2 separate regions of the Homo sapiens genome follow, and region 2 is linked to region 1. A link is a loop called in an ENCODE intact Hi-C map of the cell type or tissue named here. Cell type or tissue: endothelial cell of umbilical vein. All regions are shown on one strand. Each heading gives the region's core, and the rest is flanking DNA. Links, peaks and the distances in the headings are about the cores only.

Region 1 (8,323 bases), core at 80-8,079:
TCTGCCTCCTGGGATCAAGCCATTCTCCTGCCTCAGCCTCCCAAGTAGCTGGGATTATGGGCACCTGCCACTACGCCCAGCTAATTTTTTTGTACTTTTAGTAGAGACGGGGTTTCACCATGTTGGCCAGGCTGGTGTTGAACTCCTGACTTCAGGTGATCCACCTGCCTTGATCTCCCAAAATGCTGGGATTATAGGTGTGACCCACTGTGCCCAGCCCTTGAATTTCTCCTAGCCCTTCAGTTCCTCAAGCTTCATGCCTCCCAAGGTTGCACCCCCCATGGCCTGTCCTGCAGTCCTGGGGCCCTTCTCTGAGGGGATGAAGGGGGCACTTCCCTGAACAGAGAGAAAGGGAGACCCACACCACTTGGATTAAACTCCCTGGGCCCCAGCTGGCTCTGCAACTTGGCCAAGAAGCCCTATCTCCTAGGGCCTCAGTGTCTTAGTCCGTAAAATGGTTCCTGAACTTTTAAAATACAAACACTCTTTTGTAGAGTCGAAACACTTTGCAGACCTGCACTCTGTGGCAGTACTTGTACTTTTAAAATCTTTTGATTAAAAAAAGGACAAATGGGCTGGGCGTGGTGGCTCACCCCCATAATCCCAGCACTTCGGGAGGCCGAGGCAGGCGAATCATGAGGTCAGGTGATCGAGATCATCCTGGCTAACATGGTGAAACCCCGTCTCTACTAAAAATACAAAAAAAAAAAAAAAATTAACTGGGCGTGGTGGCACATGCCTGTAGTCCCAGCTACGCAGGAGGCTGAGGCAGGAGAATGGTGTGAACTCGGGAGGTGGAGCTTACAGTGAGCCCGGATTGTGCCACTTCACTCCAGCCTGGGTGACAGAGCAAGACTCCGTCTCAAAAAAAAAAAAAAAAAAAAAAAAGACAAATGACCATCTGCAAGGATACCTTCATCTGTGCTTTAATTTTTTTAAAATTTTATTTATTTATTTATTTTTGAGATGGGGTTTCGCTCTTGTTGCGCAGGCTGGAGTGCAATGGCATGATCTCAGCTCACCACAACCTCCGCTTCTGGGGTTCAAGCAATTCTCCTGCCTCAGACTCCTGAGTAGTTGGAATTACAGACATGCGTCACCACGCCCAGCTAACTTTTTGTATTTTTAGTAGAGATGGGGTTTGTCTGTGTTGGTCAGGCTGGTCTTGAACTCCTGACCTCGGGTGATCTGCCCACCTTGGCCTCCCAAAGTGCTGGTATTACAAGCATGAGCCACTGTGCCCGGCATGCAATGCTTTTAGATGAGTGTATATTTTATTCAACAGCCCTAAGTACTTTTGAAAATGTGTCCCCTTGGCTGGGTGTGGTGGCTCACATCTGTAATTCCAGCACTTTGGGAGGCTGAGGCAGGCGGATCACCTGAAGTTAGGAGTTCGAGACCAGCCTAGCCAACATGGTGAAACCCCGTCTCTACTAAAAATACAAAAAATTAGCCGGACATGGTGGCTGGTACTTGTAATCCCAACTACTCGGGGGGCTGAGGCAGGAGAATTGCTTGAACCTGGGAGGCAGAGGTTGCAGTGAGCCGAGACTGAGCCACTGTACTCCAGCCTGAGCAACAGAGTGAGACTCTGACTCAAAAAAAGAAAAAAAGAAAATGTGTTCCCTTATGTGGGAGGCATCAGCTTGTGGATGATGCTGATTCCTAAGGGGCTTGAGGCTCCCAGCATGTGCAAATTTGTGTCTTTGAGGGGACAGATAGCCCTGGAATTAGTTGATTCCTCCTTGGCCCTCCTGGGGCAGACCCAGGGACTCAGGGACACCAGATGGGTAGCCCTGGCTCAAATGCAAAAGTCCAACAGTGACTGACCAGAATGTGCAGTGTAGTGGTTTCTCTTTAACATGTGGATCCTGCCTTGGATGCCTGCCAGGGCTTCCATCCTTGTTCTGCCACTAACCAGCTCTCCCCCAAGGCATGCTACTTTATCTCCTGGGCCCCAGGATTGTCACCTATAAAATGAGGTTGACAGTACTTGCGAGTTTTTGTGAAAATTAATGAGATAATGAACTCATGAGACTTACTTAGCACAGGGCACAGTTGTTGCTTAACAAATATTACTTTTTTTTTTTTTTTTTTTGAGATGGAGTTTTACTTTTGCTGCCCAGGCTGGAGTACGATGGTGCGATCTCAGCTCACTGCAACCTCCGCCTCCTGGATTCAAGCGATTCTCCTGCCTCAGCCTCCCGAGTAGTTGGGGCCTGGCTAATATATATATATATTTTTTAGTAGAGACGGGGTTTCTCCATGTTGGTCAGGGTGGTCTCAAACTCTGACCTCAGGTGATCCACCCGCCTCGGCCTCCCAAAGTGCTGGGATTACAGGCATGAGCCACCACAGCCGGCCCAAATATTACATTTAAAAGCAAAAATAAAAACAAACCCACGAGTGCCCAAGCTTCTCTTCTTGCAGTTGCTGCTCACCATCCTGTGGGCTGGTGCTGTCTGCTTTTGGAATGGTCTCCTTTGGCCCCTCCATCCTTCAAGCTCAGCCTCCTTCAGGAAGCCCTCCTGGCTCCTGCAGACTGTCCCTGCAGACCCCTTCCCTTGCCTATGCCCCTTTAGCATGCGGCGCTGGCCCTCCTACGTGGTTCCCTGATGGGCCCTGTCTCCCTGAGAGCAGGATTCCAGTCCCCCTGCACTGTTGCTTGGGGAGCCCTGCAGGTCCAGGCGCCATTCCCAGCCCCACACAGCTCTGGAGACCAGAGCTTGGTTCCCAACCACATGAAGGAAGGCGCACGGAAAAACCATAAACCCGAAGGCTGAGCGGGTTATTTGTCAAAGCAGGACAGATCTGCGGCCAGGGACGTGGAGGGAGTGCGCTGGCCCTGAGTGGAAGCGAGCATTTCAGGGAGCCGGGATGAGCACCGAGGAGCTGGCACGGGCAGGGCACGGCAGGAAGGAGGCCCATTAACACTTCTGCCCCGACCACGCTTCCTCCGGCACCTCGGCCAGGATGCACACAGGCGCGTTTGTCCCACTTTCACTGCGGCACTGTGTTTGCAGCAGCCCCGGCTCCCCAAGCCCCAGGTGGGTGGGTGTTGCCTGGGCACAGATGCCCTTTATGGATGGGCAGTGCTGGAGGGAGGCAGGTTCAGAATTGACCTTAGAGCTACCTCCCTGCCAGCAATGCAGCCACTCAGGAGGCCTGGTTGCATGGAGGCCATGGCATTGCCCCCAGGGACCCCAAATCATGGGGGTAATCCCAGGAGAAAGCAGCCGCCTTTAAAAGGCGAGAGTGCCCCAAGTGAGCCCTCCCTCCAGGGCCCATCACTCTGCCTGCTGCCACCTCCTGGCACGGGGACTGTGGATTCTCATCTCCTTGAGGGGCTCCAGGTGGCAGGCCTGCCTTGGTGAGGCTCGCAAAGGAGAGGGAAAGAAGGAAACCCCATTGATGCCTCATTGCCCTCCTTCCACCATCCCAGGAGGAGTGGGGCCTCAACCAAACATCCAAGGACTACCTTCCCTTCCATCCCTTCCATGAAGCCCAGCCTGCGTTAGCCTGAGAGTTTATTCACAGAAGGGCCTTTGGTGCTCTTTCTTAGGCCAGTGGGTGACAGAAGTCACACATGCCCCAGACAAACCCTCCAGTCACGCCCCACTGAACTTCCATCCCCCATTCACACTTAGCCTCAAGACCCTCTGCCCTGCCCCAAGGCCTGCCTGGGTTCTTTTTTTCAGCTGTCTTTTGCTCATTTAACTAGGGACAGGTGCAGGCACGTGCTGGCTGACTGTCAGCGCCCCCTAGAGATGGCCCAAGGACCCGCACCCACCCCCAAGGAGGCCTCAACTGAACCTTTTCTTTGGAGGCTGGGAGGTGAAGGAAGGGAGCCTCCGTTCCCTGCCAGCCACGACGCCAAGCTCACCCCGGTGCAGTTAGCCCCTCTCTGTAGAGATCATTGTCCTCCTTTGACATCTGGGGAGACTGAGGCTGGGAGAAGAAAGAAAAGTCAAGCCCTGCCTCCTGGGGTTCTCAGTCTAGCTGGGGCGGCGTCAGGTGGGAGGGGCTCGTGAGTGGGAACAGAGCAGGTCCTCCCTGGGTGCCCGCCGGTGCCCTGCCTGCAGAGTCACAGGCACTGTGCTCCGGGTGCCCCTTCTCTCTGGCTGGGCTTGGCGTGGCAGATGGACCACCTTGAGGAGGGCAGGAGGGGCTGCCAGGCCCTCAGGAAGTCAGATGAGCTTCCCTATCTCCTGGAGCCCCCCAGGAATGGGACACCACACGGCCACAGCCACCAATGCTTGCTCACTTGGGTTTATCTCCAACCCTCTGATCCGACTGGAGGGTGTGCCACTGGCCTCAGTCACAAACCTTTTCACATCCTGCAGAACCAGATGTAAAGGTTGGCTGGCCAGGCACAACCCACCCCCGCCAATCCCCGCCACCCCCACAACACACACACAGACAGACAGAAACACTTCCTCCATGCCCAGCGCCCCTCCTCCCACACTCACCACACGGATATCCCTGCGGACACACCTCGGGCACAAATACGTTCTCCACCCACGCCCTGTCCCCTTGGGGGCATAGACAGCACACACGCCTGTGCTCGCCTCACAGCCCCCGAAACCTCCCTCCCACCACAACCCCACAGACACAAAGATGCCTCCACTCCCTTCCCAGACACTGCCCTGGCCTCAGCAAGCTCACACATTGAGACTCCACCTTGTCCGAGACTGCACGCTTGTGCCCTCACGTGCTCAGGAACCCACTCTGCAGGTATCCACATGCCCAGGAACCTGAGCCAAGCCCCTCACGACCCTAGCCTGGATCAAGTCATTTATGGTGATAAAGCACTTATTTATAGTTCACAGGTTCTGAAAGGCAAGTGTGTGTGTGTGTGTGTGTGTGTGAGAGAGAGAGAGAGAGAGAGAAAAAAAAAATGAGCAGGGTGTGGGACAAGCAGGGCAGAGAGGAAGAAAGGGAAGGAAAAGTTCTGTGACTCACTTGCAGCTTAACAATGCCACATCTCAGCTCACCAGGCCAGGGGGAAGGACCCATTTGTCAACACAGCCAGGGCCTGGCTGTGGGCCAGTCAAGTGAGGTCCTGTCTCCTAGGCCGATGAGATAGGGAGGTGAGGATCCCCCTCAGAGACAATTGCTGTTCCCCCGTCTGCACCCTGGGGGGTATGCACTCTGGGCGGCCCCAGAGCCCTTCTGTTTATCCTTACCATAACTCCCCAGCTGAGGCGGCCCCACCACTCACAGCCTGGACCCTGCTTCCGTCTCTAGGACCCCGTGTTCCCCATCCAACCCTCCAGGCCATTCTTCTCGCTGTGCCTCCTGCCTGCAGTGCCCTCCATCCCCTCTGCACTTGGTCCGCTCCATCCTTCAGGCTCCAGCGCCTTCCCCTGTTCTGCCTCCCGCTTCTGAACGCTTCCTGCTTTCTCCAAACCACAGTCTCTTTTCCATGTTTTCTGGATAGTGAGCCACTACTCTCTTCCCAGTTAGACTATGAGCTCGTCAAGGGCAGGCCCTGGAATTTCTTCCTCTGCCCCCAGAAAGTCCCACCCAGGACCCCAGCAGGGCTGTGGAGCAGCAAGTGCCAGGATGTTCTTGAGAGGCAGACAGTAAGGGACTGAGAGGGACTGAAAAGGCCAAGTGAACCCTTCTGCAGCCTCTGCCTGGCAGGTCCTGGACAAGCCCCTCCACAGCTTAGGCAGGCTAGGGCCGCAAGGATTTCTCACCAGGTCCTGTCTGACACCAGGGTCTGGGGGACAGAAGCTGGGGGCCCAGAGAGCAGCACATGGCCTCACCTGCCTGGTGCCAAGCTCATGCTAGTTTTCCTCAGGAGCACACCCATCCCTACAATAGCCCTGTGACCTAGGGGCTTCCACTAGCTCAGGAAACTGAGGCTTAGAGAGGCCTGGGGATTGCCCAGGTCACCTAACTGGTGAGCAGCAGAGCCCCAGATCCATGCTCTTTCCTCCATTCCCTACCGCCCCTGCCCCCACAGTCCCTGCCCCCAGCAGCCCCTGCCTCTGAATCTCACTGGTCTCAGACCTCAAACTTTTGCTCTGTTTCATCTCCTGAAACTCTGCTCATTTCTTCCCCTATCACTCTCCTGAGCCTCCACCCCTTTGCCTCACTGCACCTCCTTTTACTTGCCCCTGGAGCAGAAGAAGGAAGAAGGCCCATAGCTGTGGGCATCTGTATATGCTGTTTCTCAGAGGGAGCGAGGCTTAGTACACAATTCTGGATGTGGAAAGCCTTTTCTTTTTTTTATTTAAAAGTATAATTTTTAAAAATATAATAGGGGCCGAGCGTGGTGGCTCATGCCTGTAATCCCAGCACTTAGGGAGGCCGAGGAGGGCGAATCACCTGAGGTCAGGAGTTCTGGACCAGCCTGGCCAACGTGGCAAAACCCCATCACTACTAAAAATACAAAAACTAGCCGGGTGTGGTGGTACATGCCTGTAATCCCAGCTACTTGGGAGGCTGAGGCAGGAGAATCACTTGAACCTGGGAGGCAGAGATTGCAGTGAGCTGAGATCATGCCATTGCATTCCAGCCCGGGTGACAGAGCAAGACTCTGTCTCAAAATAATAATAATAATCATAGGGACAGGTAGGCCAGATGTGGTGGTTAAAAAAAAAAATAGAGACAGGGTTTCACCATGTTACCCAGGCTGTTCTCAAATTCCTGGGCTCAGGTGATCCATCCACCTACAAAGAGCTGAGATTACAGGCGTGAGCCACCACAAGGCTTTTCTTTCTTTCCTTCTTTCTTTCTTTCTTTCTTTCTTTCTTTCTTTCTTTCTTTCTTTCTTTCTCTCTCTTTCTTTCTTTCTTTTTTTGAGACGGAGTCTTGCTCTGTCACCCAGGCTGGAGTGCAGTGGTGCAATCTCAGCTCACTGCAAGCTCCACCTCCCGGGTTCACGCCATTCTCCTGCCTCAGCCTCCTGAGTAGCTGGGACTACAGGTGCCCACCACCACGCCTGGCTAATTTTGTTGTATTTTTAGTAGAGACGGGGTTTCACTGTGTTAGCCAGGGTGGTCTCAATCTCCTGACCTCGTGATTCGCTCGCCTTGGCCTCCCAAAGTGCTGGGATTATAGGCGTGAGCGACTGCGCCCGGCCCCCTTATTTATTTATTTATTTTTGAGACAGAGTCTTGCTCTGTTGTCCAGGCTGGAGTGCAGTGGCACGATCTCAGCTCACTGCAACCTCCACCTCCTGGGTTCAAGCAATTCTCCTGCCTCAGCCTCCCGAGTAGCTGGGATTACAAGTGTGCACCACCACGCCCAGCTAACTTTTGTATTTTTTTTAGTAGAGACGGGGTTTTGCCATTGTTGGCCAGGCTGGTCTCGAACTCCTGACCTCAGGTGATTCACCTGCCTCGGCCTCCCAAAGTGTGCAAGGCTTTCCTTTTCTTTCTTTCTTTCTTTTTTTTTTTTTTTTTTTTTTTTTTTTTTTTTTGAGACAGAGTCTCACTCTGTTGCCAGGCTGGAGTGCAGTGGCATGATCTCGGCTCATTGCAACCTCCACCTCATGGGTTCAAGCGATTCTCTTGCCTCAGCCTCCCGAGTAGCTGGGATTACAGGCACCGCCCCTACACCCAGCTAATTTTTTTTTTTTTTTTTTTGTATTTTTAGTAGAGACGGGGTTTCACCATGTTGGCCAGGCTGGTCTCGAACTCCTGACCTCGTGATTCGCCCACCTCGGCCTCCCAAAGTGTTGGGATTACAGGCGTGAGCCACCACACCCAGCCTGCAAGGCTTTTCTTAAACCTGGACTCAGAAGCTAGACAGAAACCTGTCCTTCCCTCTCCAGGGACCAGCAGGGGCTGTGTTCCCAAGAGGCTCTCCTTGTGGGTTTGCACCTCTCTGGCTGACCGTCCCTTGCACACACACGTACCATAGCTGACTTGCCTTCAGAGCCCACAGAATCTCCTTTTTAAGCAATGATGGGAAAAACAGGTAATGGGTGCTGGGAAACACATGGGGCAGACTCTCTTCGTGGTGCAACCTCAAGCGTGTGATCCCAGCCTGCACATAGCATGTGATTATTTGATAAAAAATCGCATTCCAACCCCAAGCCAGCTGTCCTTGGTTTTCTCCACCGCCCCCCCTTGCTGGTTGCCGGACCCACCGTGTCTGTGAAATATGGTTGTGATTTTATGCTTAACCAAAGTCAAGGCTGGATTCCTTGATGAGTTCAGTTTTGCTAGAAGATAAGGACTGACCCAGATTCTTGTGTGCTGATACTATGGGGGGAGTGTTCCAGGGAAAGGGGAGATGGACAGCCTTTGGAGGGGTAGGGTCCACTCTTTGCCACAAGGGGGCTTTGGGTGGCACAGTTTGGAGTGGC
Region 2 (8,323 bases), core at 132-8,131, 83 kb after region 1:
ATTCAGAAGGTGGAACCAAGAATCTAGAGAACAGAGCCAAAAGCCACAAAGAATCATTCCCAGGCAGTAGAACTGAGCCCTAATCAAGAAATTGGCAACACAATATGAGCCTGAATGGATTTCAGAATTGCTATGGACCAGTCATGGCTCTGTGCCTCCTCTCCCCTCTCTTGAATAAGAGTGTTTATAGTGGCTACACTATGCCTATCTCATCATTGGATGTTCAGTGTGTAAGCAGCAGATAACTTTTTTTTTTTTTTTTTTTTTGACACAGTGTTTCACTCTTGTTGCCCAGGCTGGAGTGCAATGGTGTGATCTTGGCTTGCTGCAACCTCCGCCTCCTGGGTTCAAGCGATTCTTCTGTCTCAGCCTGCTGAGTAGCTGGGATTATAGGTGCCTGCCACCATGCCCAATTAATTTTTGTATTTTTAGTAGAGAGAGAGTTTCACCATGTTGGCTAGGCTGGTCTTGAACTCCTGACCTCAGGTGATCCAACTGCCTTGGCCTCCCAAAGTGCTGGGATTACAGGTGTGAGCCACTGCATGCGGTCCAGTAGCAGATAACTTGTCTCTTTAGTTCACAAGTCTCTGAATAAAGAGGAATAGTACTTAAGGAAATGTGCCTGAGGAATTACATCTGAGGAACTTCCTCCATACCTGAATGGTTGATATAATGGGATCCTAGACCTCTCTAGCCTAAATCTGATGCCATAATAGATGAGATTTTGGGGGATCTTTGCAAAGGAATGAGTATATTTTGTATGTGAAAGGAATGTAAATAATTTATGTCCAGAGGATAGACTATGGTGGTTTTAAATATGGCTCAGATTGTTGACCCATTTCCTATCAAGAAATGGAACTGTTTCTCCCTCCTGCTGTACCTGGGCAGGCCTTTTTAACTGCCTTAACAAATAGAATGAGGTAGAAGTGACACTGCATGGCTTCCAAGTTCTGGATCAGGAAAAGTGACGCAGCTTCTGTCTCTCTGGATATATGCCTTTGGATTGCTGAGTGGCCATGTAAAAAACTCCAGCTATAGCCGGGCGCGGTGGCTCATGCCTGTAATTTCAGCACTTTGGGAGGACAAGGTGGGCGGGTCACCTGAGGTCAGGAGTTTGACACCAGCCTGGCCAACACGGAGAAACCCCATCTCTACTAAAAATACAAAAAAAAATTAGCCAGCCATGGTGGTGGGCGCCTGTAATCCCAGCTACTCGGGAGGTTGAGGCAGAAGAATTGCTTGAATCTGGGAGGCAGAGGTTGCAGTGAGCCAAGATCGTGTCATTGCGTTCCAGCCTGGGCAACAAGAGCAAAACTCCGTCTCAAAAAAAAAAAGTCCAGCTATTTTGGGGCTGCCATGTTGGAGAGCTCATGTGGAGAAACCACACAGATAGAGAGATGCCTGAAAGACCCTGGCTTTCGCAGCCTCCGCTTGTTTGTGTCCTCCCAGCCCAGGCACCAGACCTGTGAGTGAAGAAGCCTTGAAACTGATCCTATCCTCAGTCACAGTCTGACTACAGCTTCATGAGACCCCAAGCCAGAACTTCCCAGCTGATCCAAAGAAACCATGAATGATAATAAATGATTATTGTTGTTTTAAACCACTAAGTTTGGAGGTGGTTTGTTATTCAGCAATACATAACCTCTTTTCTAAGTGATCTAGAAAACAGGACAAACAATAATACCTACTTCAAAGGAGGGAAAACAAGTAAGGAGTAAATGAGTTAGACTTTGTAAAGCACTGAGCTCAGGGTCTGGTATGCAGTAAACTCTCAATGAATGCTATTTACCCTTTACAGAGCTTCTCAGTGGCTGGTATCTTGAATGATAGTGAGTCAAACAAAAGTGGTGTTTACTTTAAGTGTACTCTATTTAAGAAGGAACTATGTGCCTGACAGTGAATGTTTGTTGAATAAATGAAAAAAGACAATGATTTTCTTTTTGGGGGGGTGGTCGCTACTCTCCAAAGATGGCCCTGGATGATATTCATTCCCTTCTAGAGTTCCTTCCCGTGCTGAATCTGGTCCAGGCTTGTAATTCACCTTAAGCAGCAAAATATGTCCAAAGTGGTGCCAAGCCATTGCCAGTCCTAAACTTTAATAAGGCTTGGTGACTTCCACTTTATTACTTCTGGGAGCCCTTAGCTGTGATGTAAGAAGTCTGGATACCCTCTTGGAGAAATGCGCATGAAGAGGAGATGTGGAAGGGCCACATGGAGAAGGAGGAGCCCATACAGGACAGCAGGAGAGAAGGAATCCCATCAATGCACCAGTCCCAGCCTAGCCCAGCCCTCCAGGTTCTTTCCAGGGTACCTGACATGTGAGGCCACCATCTTGACTCAGCCAGCCCAGTCTAGCTCCCAGATGACTTCAGTTCCAGCTGCCATCTGGCTGCAGCAGCATAAAAGTCCCTTGGTGAGATCAGTGGAAGAACTGCTCAGCCAACTTATAAAGTTATAAGAGATAATAAATGTTTGTTGTCCATTTTAAGCCACTGCATTTTAGAGTGGTTTGATACATACAGGTAGATAACCAAAAAGTAAGTGCCTAGGACAGCGCCTGCCATACAGCAGGCATTCAATAAATATTGGCTGACTAAATGAATGAACCTCTTCATTCTCTTCCTGTGAAACCTTTTCTGCCTGGGTCTGGGCCTCCTGAGACGCCCTCCTTACCTGCTGCTCACCCCTCCTCACCTGCTGCTCACCCCTCCTCTTCTGCCTTGCCCATGTCCCCCAAGGAATAGGGGACTAAAGTAAAATGGGTGCTCCTGTTGGGTTCCCAAGAGCACAAAACCCTGAAACAGGTCTCCCTTGTGAGGAAATTCCAGGCTGTAGATCTCTAGGTATAATGGAGGCAGGTCTCTGTAAGTTTGTTAAGAGAAAATAGAAGAGAGAATCTGTTCTGGTTCTCTCTTGGGTTTGAATTCCAGTCTCTCCAAGTCCTGACTGTGTGGCAATGAACTGCTGATTCAACCAACTTCCTTATCTGGAAAATGGGTTCAATGTCAAGGCCTTAGTGTAAACAAGTAACCATGACATCCTTGGTACAGCACCTGGAGTGTGGGAGGTGCCATGGGGTCATTAGTGTGTCTGCATCGTGGATGAATCTCATAGACAGGATGAACTAGGTAAGCTGGTCATGAAAGCACATGCTGTTGGTGATTCCATTTCAATGAGGTTCAAAAAGAGGCAAAATTAATTGATGGTGAGAGAAGTTCCAAATCACGGTCACCTCTGAGGGGGACGAATGTTGACTGGGAAGGGGATCCAGGGAATCTTCTGGGGTATTTGCAGTGTTCTACATTTCATCCAGGTGTGTTTGTATGTAAAAGTTCATCAAGCCACGCCATTAAGACGAGTGTGTTTTACTGAGTGTGTTATATCTCCCTAAAGAAGTTGAAAAAATGTTCGCATGTCTCCCCTTCATGCAGGAGTGATCTTCAGGAATTCTCCAATTCTAGGGCCTCTTGCTCCTCATGGGCTCTCTGTCCTGCCCCCTCACCCCAAGTCTGCCCTAGAGCAGCTTTGGCAATGATATCTTCCTGCATTGCATGAATTGGCTGGCACTGCCCAGCCTGGCCTGGGGCTGAGTTCCAGGATGGGAGTCATGTTGAGGGATGCATTAACCTGCTCCTGAGAGGGCAGAGTGGCTGGGCTTGGGTGTCCTCAATGTCTCTGGGGGCTGGTGAGTGGGAAGGGGGCCTCACCCCTATACACGGGGATGTCTGGCTGTGTTGGGGGCCGGGGGTGTTTGGAATAAGCGAGCAACAGCGGCACATCCTTGGCATGACGGGCCCGCTTCCTGGAAGGAGAGCAGGGAGGGGTGCTGCTGAGGGTGTCCAGGTTGGGCTGAAATGAAGAGCCTGTCCTGCTCACAACCCTGCTATTTGGAACCTGGAGCCATGACGTTCCTCAGAGTTTCCATTCTCTGTGCTGCAGCTGTTGGTTACGTGTTTCATTCAAAATGCTTTGCAGGAAGCAGCAGGCTTCACATTCCAGGGTTTGTAGTCATTTTTTCTCTCAGAGCTCTCGGGCTGGGATTAGAATGTTCTTCAAGCCACACTGTCCTCGGCTGGACTCCCCAAGAGGAAGTGGGTGGGTCTCTGGGGGAAGAGAACATAGGCCTAAATGCAGGGACGGAATGAAAAAAGATTGGCCAGGCGTGGTGGGTCACGCCTGTAATCCCAGCACTTTGGGAGACTGAGGCGGGCAGATCACCTGAGGTCAGGAGTTCGAGATCAGACTGGCCGACAAGGTGAAACCCCGTCTCTACTAAAAATACAAAAATTAGCTGGATGTGTTGGTGGGTGCCTGTAATCTCAGCTGCTTGAGAGGCTGAGGCAGGAGAATCACTTGAACCTGGGAGGAGGAGGTTGCAGTGAGCCGAGATTGCACCACTGTATTCCCGACAGAGCAAGATTCCGATTCAAAAAAAAAAAAAAGAAAAAAGATTAAGGCCAGCACAAGTAACTCCTAGAGAGGCCAGCTGAGTTGAGGCCCAGGTATAGTGAAGGGTAGAAAGCTGGTGGGTGGTGGCTCTTGCCCTCCCCAGCGTTAGGCCAAGGAGAACGCAGAGCCTGTGGTGTGTGCACGTGTGTGGTGGGGTGGGGGCAGGGGGCGTGAAACAGACTCAGTGCTGGCCTTTTATCCTGATGGACCCACACTCATGCTTCCTCTCACTGTGGTCACTGCCCTCGGGCTGAGGGAGAGGGTGACATGGGTGTCACTTGCTGAGGCGGCAGCAGGAGACGTATCCTCAGGTTTGGGGCAGGCAGGGGAGCACATTAGCACGTGGACCACATAGATACGTGGATGCAGACAAACAATGACGAATGTTTGCTAGAGTGTCTGCTATGCTCCTGGCACCCGGGTGGGTGTTGGGAATAATACCGCAGGTACAAGACAGACTCTATGGTTGCCATCACAGGAAGGCCTGGCAGAGATGGCCTGGAAGGTGTCCACTGGGATAAGGGAGGGAGAACAGATTCAGGCAGTGGGGGCTGGTAGGCGCCAGGCTCCAGTGGACAGAGATGGGAGCAGGCGAGTGTAGACCGCCGTCGTAGATCCCGGGAAGGAGTGGTACCCAGAGAGTATGAAGGAAGGGCAGAGCCCAGGAAGGAACTTGCAGGGGGTGTGGAGTGGCTGAAGATCTGGAAGGGGAAGGTGACGGACAGATTAAGTCCTGGGGTCCTGAGACAGGGCTCCCTCTCCAAGTCATGAAAAGCCCAGAGGTAGGCTCAAGAGGAGGAGGAGGAGGAGGAGGGGAAGGGGCAGGGGCCACAGGCAGCCACCCCTAATCCAGTGTCACCCTTTCCTTTGCGCTCCTGGGGCAGAGGGAAGGAAACCCTCCCTAAGGGTTAGACCCTCATTAGGCTCTAATGAGAGCCTAAGTCTGGCACTTTAGAGGTGACAAAGCACTTTTGCTTCCCGTGTAGGCAGAATTCTAAATATGGCCCCCAATATTTCCATCCGAACCCCTGAACATGATAAGACATCAAGCCCATGATCATGTGAAATTATATGGCAAAGGGATTTCAAAGACATCATTAAGGATAGAAATCAGTTGACTCTGAGTCCAAGAAAAGAAAGATGAGTTGGTAGGGGCCTAATCGAATCACACGAGCCCTTTAGAAGCAGAGGGTTTTCTCTGGCTGGGGGCAGGAGAGGAAGTCACAGATGTGAAGTGTGAGGGAGGGTTCGATACATCTTTGATGACTTGAAGAAGGAGGGGACCATGTGGAAAGGACTCGAGAGAGAGCAGCTTCGAGGAGCTGATAGAGATCCCTGGCTGACCGCCACCTCAGTCCTGCAACTGCAGGAGTGGAATTCCGCCACAACCCGAATGAGCTTGCAAGGAGATGCTTTCCCAGAGCTTCTGGAAAAGAGCTTCTGATAGGAGCCAGCCAGCTCACACTTTGATTTTCAGCTTGTGAGACCCTAAGCAGAGACTATAGCTGAGCCCACCTGGACTTCTGACCTGAAGTGTGAAATAAGAAATGGGTAGTGTTTAAGCTGCTTTGTAATAATTTGTGATGCAGCAATAGAAAACGAATATACTCCACTTTCTCATTTAACCCTGAGAAGGTCTTTGGGAAGCATCTGACGACTCCCTCTGCAGATGGGACAGGCTAAGTGAGGCCCTCGGTTTGCAGGTGCCCAGCTGCGGCTCAGGGCTGAGCCTAGCTGATTTTTTGGTATCACAAACGCTTTTCCCACCTGAACGGCCACAAAGGAACCACAGGCACTCAGCCTTGGCCAGGAGCACCAGAGGTGGGGGACCTGCATCTCACACTCCCCTTTCTAAGATGCACCTCAGCAGATGCAATCCTGCTGGAGCCTGCAGGGTACAAAGCCATCCCAGCCCCGCCACCTCCCTGGAGAAGAGCAGAGCTCTTGGCAGAAACCAGAGAAGGGCAGTGACCTCAGCCTCCCCCTTCCTCTCAGATGACAAGTCTGGGCTCTGTTAAGGCAAGAGACAGGAACTGAGATCCAAGGAGCCATGAGGTTCGGCTTCCCCTCCCCAACATCCAGTAAAAAGCATTCTCTGACTTGTCGGGATGGGGATTTTTTGAATTTTATACTCGTTTTCTGAATCATTTGTTGGGCACAGTTGGGCATCTCCTAGGAGTCCAGAAATGTTTGCAGGGAGGGAGGTTTTGTTCCTGCTTTATTGATTAAAAAGCCCTAATGAAGGTTTTCTCATTCCTGCAGAGGCCTTTTCTAAAAACCTCCTTAATTCTTCCCAGATGGCGTCCAGTTCTCCCTCCCCAGCAGGGTGGGGCTTCAGAAAGTAGGAGGGCTTTGTGTCTGGCCGACTGGGGATCTCAGCTCTGTCACTTAGTCCCTGAGGGGTGCGTGGGGGCAGGCAACCTCCCCAAGCCTCAGTTTCTTCAGGAGTTTCTAAGATGCAATGAGCCAACAGATATGCACAAGGTCCCTGGCAGGCAAGAAGGAAGCACTCACTATTGCTTCCTTACCCACGTGCCTGAGCACAACACAAGAACTACCTTGGAAATATTTTTTCGACAAAAGAAAACAATTTTGATTCTCATGACAGGCAGGCCTGGTTGGCCAGCAGCAAGAGTCTTCTGTCAGCAAAGTTTGCCTTTGTGCTTCACCTTGCCGAAGCTACTTCCTCCATCTGTGGCGCATTTCCTTCTTTCCAGCCCTCCCTGGCCAGATCCCAGGCCCTGGGAGCGGGGACACACTTGAAACCTCGGCAAGAGTCTTCGAGTTCAGTATTGCAAAGGGAGGTCAGGGTTGAATGGTGGAATCCAAGGCCCTGGAGCAGATGGGCCAGTGTGGGAATATTTTCGGGCAGGGGAGGAGGATGTTGCCAAGGTCCCTCAAGGTGTCTGTCGGGTGGGGACCAAAAGCAGTGGTTGTGCAAGCCTCTCTCCTGCTTGGGTTTATCCTGACTGTCTATTTGCAGGTTTGGAGGTTTGAGCTGAATCCTCTTAGAAGTAGCTTTTGCTGTCCTTGACATTTGAGAAAAATCTGCTTGACTTCAGCAGGTCCTGGGGGCAGAGTTTGGGAATGTGGGAGTGGTCATGTGTTTGTCGGGGTGAAGGGTGAGAGGACCTTCAGGCTCTGGGCCCCAGAATCGTTGGCCCCATGACAAGAAGATTGGAGGGTTGGTGAGGCTGTTTTCCCTGCTGTTCCCCATGGCTTCTGGGGTGTTCTGGGATGGATGGTATTTGAGGGCCAGTGCAAGTCCCTGGGATTTGGGAGTAAAGCTAGTTCCTCTTAGGGAAACCTTCCAGGGCAGAGGCTGAAGGAGGTACTGGGGGATGAGGGGGGTGTCTATGAACTGGGGCCCTATGCTCGGACTGGGATTTTGAGGCCAGGGCCCAGTACTGCCCTCAGCTGCCTCCACCCTCCTCCCCTGAGCTGTGGGCTTAGAGCTGAGCCAAGCATAAAACAGACAACCTCTCTCTGCTTCTATGTCCCCACCCCCATCCTGACGAAGTCTGGTTTTCATCACTCATTAATCACTGCAGCTTCCCACAGCCTGTGTCTGTCTGTCCACACTCACCAGCCCCCTGGGCCCTGGGGGGATGGATAGACAGACAGGCAGATGGTCTTTAACTTGGGGAAATTTCGGGTCACACTGTGGGCTGCTCCCTCCCCCAGGGCAGGGGAGAGGCATGCTTCCTGGGTTGTTAGAGGTCACCGCTACCCCCAGCCTGGCCTGAAGCTGCCAGCCCGACCCACCTCACCCTGGCAGCAGGCAACTGGGGCCATTAGCTGTCCTGTTCACCAGGAAGGAAATGGGTTGGAGGGCTGAGGAATTCTAATGAAGCTTCCCCAGCTGGCAGGCCGG

The links. Hi-C counts contacts between places; a loop is a spot of excess contacts. Peaks named below come from ENCODE experiments on the same cell type or tissue, not always from the same donor. Only the 100,000 strongest peaks of a DNase experiment are listed, where the experiment ranks them.
Region 2: it touches region 1 in a loop (5-fold over the local background); 8 of 110 quality-filtered maps call a loop at or near these places.

Annotation. Positions count from the first base shown.
Region 1 is chr2:43,165,567-43,173,889 of GRCh38, reverse strand. It overlaps LOC124907755 (a long non-coding RNA gene), which reads left to right. Exons shown (of 2, transcript XR_007086298.1): 2 at 2,102-2,411. Among named protein-coding and RNA genes, the nearest start is that of ZFP36L2, 57 kb to the left of the region's middle. RefSeq lists enhancers at 2,754-3,439, 3,646-3,940, 3,615-4,260, 5,553-6,199 and a silencer at 4,364-4,423. In endothelial cell of umbilical vein, for the core only: a CTCF peak has its summit at 3,746 (motif pointing left); DNase peaks (open chromatin) are centred at 1,879, 3,739 and 4,979; H3K4me3 peaks cover 493 bases; H3K27ac peaks cover 3,123 bases.
Region 2 is chr2:43,082,336-43,090,658 of GRCh38, reverse strand. All of the region lies in intron 2 of LOC107985876, which reads left to right. It overlaps LOC124907756 (a long non-coding RNA gene), which reads right to left. Exons shown (of 2, transcript XR_007086299.1): 2 at 6,559-8,323. Among named protein-coding and RNA genes, the nearest start is that of LINC02580, 16 kb to the left of the region's middle. RefSeq lists enhancers at 3,090-3,628, 3,629-4,168, 5,718-6,484, 6,485-7,251. In endothelial cell of umbilical vein, for the core only: no CTCF peak of the experiment used is centred there; DNase peaks (open chromatin) are centred at 3,998 and 7,108; H3K27ac peaks cover 2,508 bases.